Regions from separate parts of the Mus musculus genome. Here region 2 is linked to region 1. The links are chromatin contacts, found by POLR2A ChIA-PET in ENCODE. All regions are on one chromosome and are shown on one strand. The core of a region is the stretch at or near the end of the contact, and the rest is flanking DNA. Distances in the headings are between cores, read along the strand shown. Region 1 holds the start of Cenpa (centromere protein A). Region 2 holds the start of Dpysl5 (dihydropyrimidinase-like 5).

Region 1 (3,982 bases), core at 685-3,184:
GAGTCACCCAGCACAACATCTATAGTTCTTCTCCATGCTAATGAGATATCTAGATAGCCCTGAGCCTTCAGCCAATGAGCGCCCCTTCCTAGATATTCCTTCCCACAAGAGGTATATAATCCCTGGTTCACCCCAAATAAAGTATATGCATTCACATCCATCATTAAATAAAGCAATAGGAGCAAGCAAAGATTGTCTCAGAAAGTTGTTTCATTCAGAAACGAGGTGAAGAAGGCCTTTGACTAAAGAGCTGCGCCTAAGACCCCTGAGCAAGGTCTTCTCCTCTCCAGTTCTTCCAGCACGCTCTGCCCTCACTCCCAGTCAGACCAGGTTTCACTCATCCTGGGCTCTGCCTCGACCTCTCCACCTGGCATGCCCAGATGTTGGAGGGGGGTAAAATCTTGGACCCCCATTCCTGACTCCTGGCAGTACACCAGTGACAGCCAGGTACCCAAAGAAGAAACCACAAATCACAGCATCTGGCCCAGACTTCCACTGTTTCCCCTTCCGGCCTGGTGAAGGAAGATACAAGCTGTGGATCTTCATTTCGGATTTTGCCCTGCGTTCTTCCGGTGCCCCACCCCCACTTGCAGTACAACAGTCCGATTGGTTCAAAAGCCAAAATATGCAAAACTACGTACGTTAATAAGCACTACCCTCCTCTTATGCCTTAACCCACACACCATTACAGTTATATAGGTAGTATCATCAGTTTCTTATGAATCGTAGAGTCTGTCCTCAATCTAGCTTTCTCCTTCTAGTTTACTAAAGGGCTATCTGTCTAGAGCAGACTTCATACACGGATATTATCTGACTAATTAACAGTTGCTGAGGATCCTGATGTCTTCATATATATATATATGGACTTCTGGATCATATAGTAATTCTATGTTTAAATTTCATGTCTGTTGGTAAAATACTGGAGATTGAACGAGTTGGTTGTTGGTCTTTTGTTTATTTGAGACAAAAATAAAATAAAATAAATAAGATAAAATCTTGCTCATAGCTCTGACTAGTCTGGAACTCACTATGTAGGTCTACTGGCCCTGTCCTTATAACAAACCTGCTTTTACTTCCCAAGTGCTGGGATTAAAGGAATACACAGATGAAGTCAGAGCACCTGTGGCCCAACCTCTGAACACTGCTGCACAGAGGACACCAAACTTTTGGAGGACATTTCAGATTCGAACCATGACACATTTCCATAGCAGCTGTGCCATTTTACACCACCCACCCCAATGTTCCACCAGGCTTCTATGAAACCACTGATTATATAAGTATTTTCCTGATTAGAGTACACGTTCATGATAGATCATTTAGAAAACTCAAAAAAGCAAAATGACGAAATTCTCTTTATTCTAATTACGGAGCCATGACCTGAATTCATATTACTCCCGGGAGAAAAGGAAAAGCCGGTTTTTTTCTCAGGCAATTCTGTCATTGTGTTTGATAGCATGGTCCAATAATAGTGCTGGCGCCTGCCCTGCCTGGACCTTGTCCTCAGATTCCTCCGTCCTGGCTGTCCCCACGACCCTATCTTCTGAAAAGGTCATGCAGTTAACCAGGCTTCTGAATCATATTTGCTGGTTGCTTTCAGGAGTGTCACGGGTGCTGTGTGGAGCTGTCACATTCTTGGGCATCTGTTTCCGTATTTTTAAAGCCACCTCAACGTTTGATAGAAAAGCATAAAACTTTTGAGGAAGTGAGCTCTACAAACCCACCACCCACGTAAGAACTGAGCCGTCCTGCCCAGAGGGCATCTGAAAAAGAGATCAACAGGAAAAGGGTGGGGAAATCCTGCCTTCCTTCCCGTCTTCAAGTACCCATTGGCTTCAGACCTTTATTCTCATTGGTTTATCTGGATGTCGCTCCACGCTGGCTTTCCAGAACCAGCCACTGAGAGTCACAAAGTTGGGATTTAAAAGATGCGGTGGGAGGGGCGGGTGATTTTTTGAACTGCTGGCGACCGAGTTCTGGCGGTCCTGACGCGCACCTTGGGCTTGCTCGCGTTCGGTTTCGGCAGCAGGACCAAGAAGGCTTAGGGAAGGCGGCGGGACCCGGCCCCTCGAGGCCAGCCATGGGCCCGCGTCGCAAACCGCAGACCCCAAGGAGGAGACCCTCCAGCCCGGCGCCTGGACCCTCGCGACAGAGCTCCAGTGTAGGTAAGCGAGCCTGCCCTGCACCTCCGAGGCCGGTGCGGTCATCCTGTGGGGCCGGGCCTGTAGAGGGACGGTTCCTGGTCACGGCTTGCCGCTAACCTCGCGTAGGGGTAATGGTTTTTTTGTTTATTTGTTTGTTTGTTTGCTTGTTTGTTCCTGACCGGTTTACAGCAGGGAGAAAAACGAAATGCAGACAAGACAAGGAGTTGGAGCAAAGACAAACTCATTCTGACGGACACGGGGTCTTTTTTTGCATTTATTTACTTTGCATGTATTTTGCATTTATTTTGTGTTCGTGCTCTGGCGACGGCCAGAAGAGAGCGTCGGAACCCCGGGGCCGGAGTTACAGTTGTGAGCTGCCCTTTTTTTTAGAGTGCTAGGAAGAGAACTCGGCCCCCCTGGAAGAGCAGCCTGGGCTATTAACAGCTGAACCAGCTTTCTAACTCCTACTCTTTATTATTTATTTGCAGCACTAGAGATGGAACCCAGGACTCCGTGTATGTTAGGCAAGGGTTCTACTACAGAACTATATCCCCAACCCTCTCCCCGACCCTTTTTTTTTTAAGACGGGAACTCGGTATGTATCGGTGTGTAGCCTTGGCTTGCTGACCTGAAACGTGCTATGTAGACTAGGCTAGCCTAGAGCTCACAGATCTCTGCCTGTGTTGGGGATGGTTGTATGCAGTGTGTATTCAGGAACTATTTCTGAGATCTGGTTACAATCCAGACACTGCCTCAATGTGATGTAAAAACTGTTTTCCATCACCTCTGATTGGTTAATGAGCTGATCAACCAATTGGCTGGGCAGAAGAAAGAAGAGTGGGACTTCTGTTCCCAATCAGAGGGTCCTGAAGAGACCAGGTGAGAAGAAGAGATGGAGAGACCATGTGGGTGAAGAAGGATTACTCATGAGGTCTGGATAAGAGAGCAGCCATGAGGACCCACATGGACCAGAGAGAGCCAGGGCAAGATCAGATGGCAAATAATGGGTCATATAGCCTGGTAACAGCAGCCTAGCCGGGTTAGAATATCTCAGAACCGCCGGGCGCGGTGGCGCACGCCTTTAATCCCAGCACTCGGGAGGCAGAGGCAGGCGGATTTCTGAGTTCGAGGCCAGCCTGGTCTACAAAGTGAGTTCCAGGACAGCCAGAGCTATACAGAGAAACCCTGCCTCAAAAAAAAAAAAAAAGAATATCTCAGAACCTACCTAGCTTAATGCCAGCAGCTTGTTAATAAAAAGGGGGGTAAGGAAGGACTTAGAATTAGATTTACATGCCTGCTTCTGCTTCTCTGGTGCTTGGATTAAAGGCATGCACCACCACATTCTATTTCTCATTGAGGTATGGTGAGCCCCTAAGGGAATAATGTGGTCATGGTTGTACCGCTCGACCAGAGCTGATGTTCGATGTGGACTTCCAGTGTAGAAGCAACCTTCCATTACTCTTATCTTAGGGAAAAGTTTTACATCAGCTGCGCCCACTTCTTGGCTCTCCTACTGCCCTTGTCTGCTGACCTTGTTCTTCCAGCCATTTGGTGCTTTTTATTCCCCCCTCCTTCCTCTCCATTCAGCCTCAGGCCTTGCTAGGTGCCCCCTCCTTTCCCAAGTCAACCAACCCTTCTTTTATGTGGGCCCTTAGACATATCTCCCTTTTGTGCTGTAAGGGACTTTGTGTTGTTCTTGCTACATAACAGCTCACGGCCATCTGTAACTCCATTTCCAGGGGATCCTTCTGGCCTCTGCAGGTACTGCACACACACAGACATGCACATAGGCAAAACAGATACACATACACATAGAATAAAATAAAACCATTTTAGGTGTG
Region 2 (4,225 bases), core at 423-2,922, 45 kb after region 1:
ACTGCAGAAAACGATTCTGGCCACTAGAGGGCTCCCTCCACCTTAGGCAAAAGTTCATCAGAGGCCCTCGTTGCTCGGAGCTAGCTGGGTGTTCCAGAGGGGCGCAATGCATTTTGCAAAAATTTCCCTGGACAGTTTGGGGAGACTAGACAGGGCCTTCAACTGGAGCAATTTACACACACACACACCCTTCACTGGTATTAGGAGTGTTTTGAGGATGGCCATCTAAGCTTGTCTGGAGGTTCTTTGCACAAGCTTACTACCAGAAAAAAAAAAAAAAAAAATCCACTCTTAGAGTGGAATTGGAGACCAGCCAAGCGGTGGTGGCACACGCCTTTAATCTCAGCCCTTAGGAGGCAGAGGCAGGCGGATTTCTGAGTTCGAGGCCAGCCTGGACTACAGAGTGAGTTCCAGAGCTACACAGAGAAACCCTGTCTCGAAAAGCCAAAAAAAAAAAAAAAAAAAAAAAAAAAAAAAAAAAAAAAAAAGAATTGGAGACCAAATGTAGTAACCCCGCACCCCCTAGGGGCACGCCTGTGTGGCCCTAAACGCATCCAGGAGTGGATCACAGAGCACATGACCCAGTGGGACCCACATTTGGAGGACTGGAGCTTAACGTGCAGGCTGTACATTTTGTTAAAATTCAGAGGATCCTGCTCCCTCCACCCGAAGTTATAAAGTACGATTTTCTTTGAAAATAGCCTTAGAGAAAAGCACTTCAGGAAAGCAGCCAAGGGACTCACACCCCCGTCTCCACCCCCGGAACTGAGGGAAGCCCTGGAAAGAACCAACTTCTTCAACAGCAGTTGTAGATCCCCAGGAATCCAGGGGCGGGGGCAGTATTAATGCTGCATTTCCACACGGGTTTGCAACACCATTGGGGTGACATCAAGTGAAGAGATTCAAGTTCTGAAGCTATATTTAAGCTGTCACAATAATGACAGACTAACACGGAGCTCAGGGAAAGGCCTGAGCCATAAATTAGTTAAGGAAAAAGAACTGTCTCGCTCCATTTACAGGATCGTTTGTGGTTAAGTCAACTGTGTACTAAAATGGTGAAACTGGACAAGGTGTGGCGGTGAACATCTGTAATCCCACTATTCGGAAGGCAGAGGCAGGAGGTTCAATTCAAATTCTAGGCTAGCAGGGGGCTACCTAATAAAACCGTCAAAACAACAGCAACCCGGAAATAAAGATGGTGGTGCTGATGTGAAATGAGTTTAAAACACACACACACACACACACACACACACACACACACACACTTTCTTTTAAAGGAGATGTCAAAAATAGGATAGGACCTGGGCGCTGGACATCGACGTCCAAGCGCTGCTCTGGAAAAGACGGTGGCTTCAATACCTCAAGAGAAAGAAGGTGCGAAGTGAGGCGCCCAGAGTGGCCGTTCCCTTGGTCTATGAGAACAGTGTTCCTGTACTGACCACCTCGCCCTCTACAGTCTGCAATCCCATCAGTCTCAGACTCGGTAGGACGCTAATCCGATGGCGCAACTGGGAACCCGCAGCCTCGGAGAGACCCCGCCACCGCATTGTTTCAGCCCCTCGGGTGGGGTCTTGCAGGAGGAGGGGAGGCGATGTGTCCTCCGGAGACGCCCTATACCCTCCCAGGGGACTCGAGCCATACCGCCCCAGCGCCTGGGCTTTGTGAAGTGTCGCTAGTTACCATGGGACCAGAAAGGAACGCTGAGAATGGCGCTTAGATGGCTGGGGGTTGTCGAGGTCCTGGGGCCATGCCCTCTGTCCCTTCTCGGACCCGGGGCCTGCAAAAGGGACTGTCGGGATTTGTAGTCCCAAAGGCGGCGGCAACGCGGAGGACGCGGGGCGCTACTGGTCCCGCCTCCGCCTAACCTGCTAGCTCGAGGTGGCGAGCACTTGGGGCGGAGCCCTCGGATCCGTGATTGGCCCAGGCGGCTCCCCGCCCCCACCCTCGTCCCCACCCCCGCTCGCCACTCGGGACTCCGCTCCAGGCGCGCAAGGCAGCCACCGAGAGAGCGCGCTAGCAGCCGCTCCCGCCCCGTGCAACCGCAGCTACCGCGCCGCGGCGAGACCCAGAGACCGACCGACGGACCCGCACAATCGCATCATCCTGGAGCAGTGGGTGATGGCAAGGGGAGGGTGGTGGGCTTGATCTTTCCGGGCTGCAACATCCACCCCTCTTTCAGTTTCTCCCTGAGGCTCACAAAAGGGAGGGAATTGGGTTGCGCCTAGGCTCCTCCAGCCGATGAAAGAGATGTTGAGGATTCAGGCAGATCCGGACTAAGGTGGGGCGCAAGTCTGGGTCTTTGTAGTCCCACAGAACTCGGCTTGGTGACTTGCGACGCCTAAGGCATTAATGTGTGCTGGAAAGATTTACAAATAGCTAGAATAAGGAGGCAGCTAAGTTGAAGGGATTCACGCCTAGCACCCAGTAGTCGCGCAGCCGTAGCTGGTCGACGTGCAGTAAATGGCTAAAAGGTGGGGTGTAGGGGAGTGTTTCTGTGGTGGCCGGACCTGTCCTCTTGTACGTCCCTGGATCGCCGCGGTCCCTAGTTCCCACCAACTGCGCCTCTGGTCTGATATCTGCCTAACGTGGTCCTAACCCCATCGTTTGTATCCTCTGTTCCCTGAGCAGAGCAGAGGCCCTAGAGGCACCTGCCGAAACCACAAAGGCCTCTTGCATCTGCCCAGCCCCTGGCGGCGCGGCGCTAGGTCCCTCCGCTGGAGCCATGTCGCCTAGTCTGCCACGCAGCATCTATCTTGGTGGGTGAGGGATATCGATGCCCCGGGCCTGGGGAGATGGCTGGAACAAACGGGCGTGGAGGCCTGGATTTGAGCAGAAAGGGGGAGATGGGTGGGGACAGGTGATCGAATCTGGAGGAGGAGGCTGTGGTTTGGGAAGGGCTGACAATTGGGTGGGAGGCGGGTCTGAAGCTTCGCGCAGGTGGCGCGAGGCGAGGCTGCTCTGAAGAATGAAGAGGGGCGGGGAGATGAAGGGAGGGTGGAGACCTCCCGGGTTTGGGGAGAGTAGACAGGCATGGGAAGGCGACTGAGGCTGTACAGGGGATGGGTCTTCCTCATGAAGGGGGTGGGGGGCTCTCCATCGGGGTAGGGCAGGCAGCTGAGGAGGGAAGAGTCTTCGCCTGAAGACTCCAGCTTTAGGCCAGTCGCTGTTTGGGCTTGGTCTGGCTGGGCGTGGTCCTTGGACTGGGCCAGAGAGCTCGGGTGGCGGGTCCCCGACAAGGCTGGGCTGGCTCGTCTAGGAGCTTTGTTTCTGAGCTTGGAACCACCAAAGGGGACTCGTTTAGGATTTTATGATAATCCGCAGCGCCCCCCGGCACGCCCTGTTCGCACGGAGCTGAAAGGCTTTGCCTAGCGGCAGATGCTGCCTGGGAGGCGGATGGGGGGGGGGCGTCTCCCGCCCCAGAGACCCTGAGAACAATAGCCTGCATAGGGTCTACCTACGGTCCACGCAAGGCCACCCGCCCCCAGAATTCAAGTGTGAGGTGTACTGGTGCAGAAAACGCTTACCGAGAAACCTCAGAGCACGTGCTGTCTCTGGGATTTGCCTTAGGGCACCTGGCACCCCTGGGAATTCCGAGTGGGAGTCGCATGTTTCCCCCAGGCTGTGGAGTCGGGGGACAGCCGCCTCCCCCAGCTTCTGGTGTCGCTGGCTGCAGCGCCTCTTGTTCTCCACACGCTGTTGACGAGTTTAGATAGTGGCGCGGAGCAGCACGACAGAATGCAAGTCCCAAAGGCCGAAGGTCTCTGCGGTGTAAAGCAGGCTTTGTCTGCCCAGACCGCCTGAGCCCAAGTCTAGGAGCTGCTATGCTTCTTAAATGAGCCCACGGGGCTGGTGAGGTTTGGGGTAAATTGGGGAGAAGCCTTAGTTGTCGGCAAGGGCGCGGCTCTTGGTTTTAGAACTTAGAACCAGGGACTTAAAGCTTCCATTTGTCGGTGACCACACCCAAGCGTATGGGCTTCCTTTGCCTTCCCTCATATCGTCCGCTGACTTACAGTGGGATGATGATGATTTAGGTGGGGGCTGCTCACCCATAGGAAGGCTAATGAGCAGAGTCTTCAGTCTAAACGCCTTCTCTGTTGCTGAGTGTCTAAGCACCTTGCACAGTGTCAGCAGCAGCGCCCTGATAAGTGAACAGCCAAAAGCGGTAATTCTTCTGGGTTTGTTTGTTTGTTTTTAATTTTTTCCTTTTTTGGTAATAATTGTGTGA

What was found. ChIA-PET counts read pairs that join two places held with the same protein, here RNA polymerase II (POLR2A).
Region 2: POLR2A ChIA-PET joins it to region 1 with 21 read pairs in embryonic stem cell. The contact joins the promoter of Dpysl5 here to the promoter of Cenpa in region 1. POLR2A ChIA-PET finds 5 or more read pairs at or near these places in 2 of 5 experiments (Patski and embryonic stem cell).

What each region holds. Positions count from the first base shown.
Region 1 is chr5:30,664,952-30,668,933 of GRCm38, forward strand. It overlaps Cenpa (centromere protein A), which reads left to right and starts at 1,935. Exons shown (of 5, transcript NM_007681.3): 1 at 1,935-2,162. The coding sequence starts at 2,078.
Region 2 is chr5:30,709,892-30,714,116 of GRCm38, forward strand. Dpysl5 (dihydropyrimidinase-like 5) reads left to right here and starts at 1,673. Exons shown (of 13, transcript NM_001356948.1): 1 at 1,673-2,111.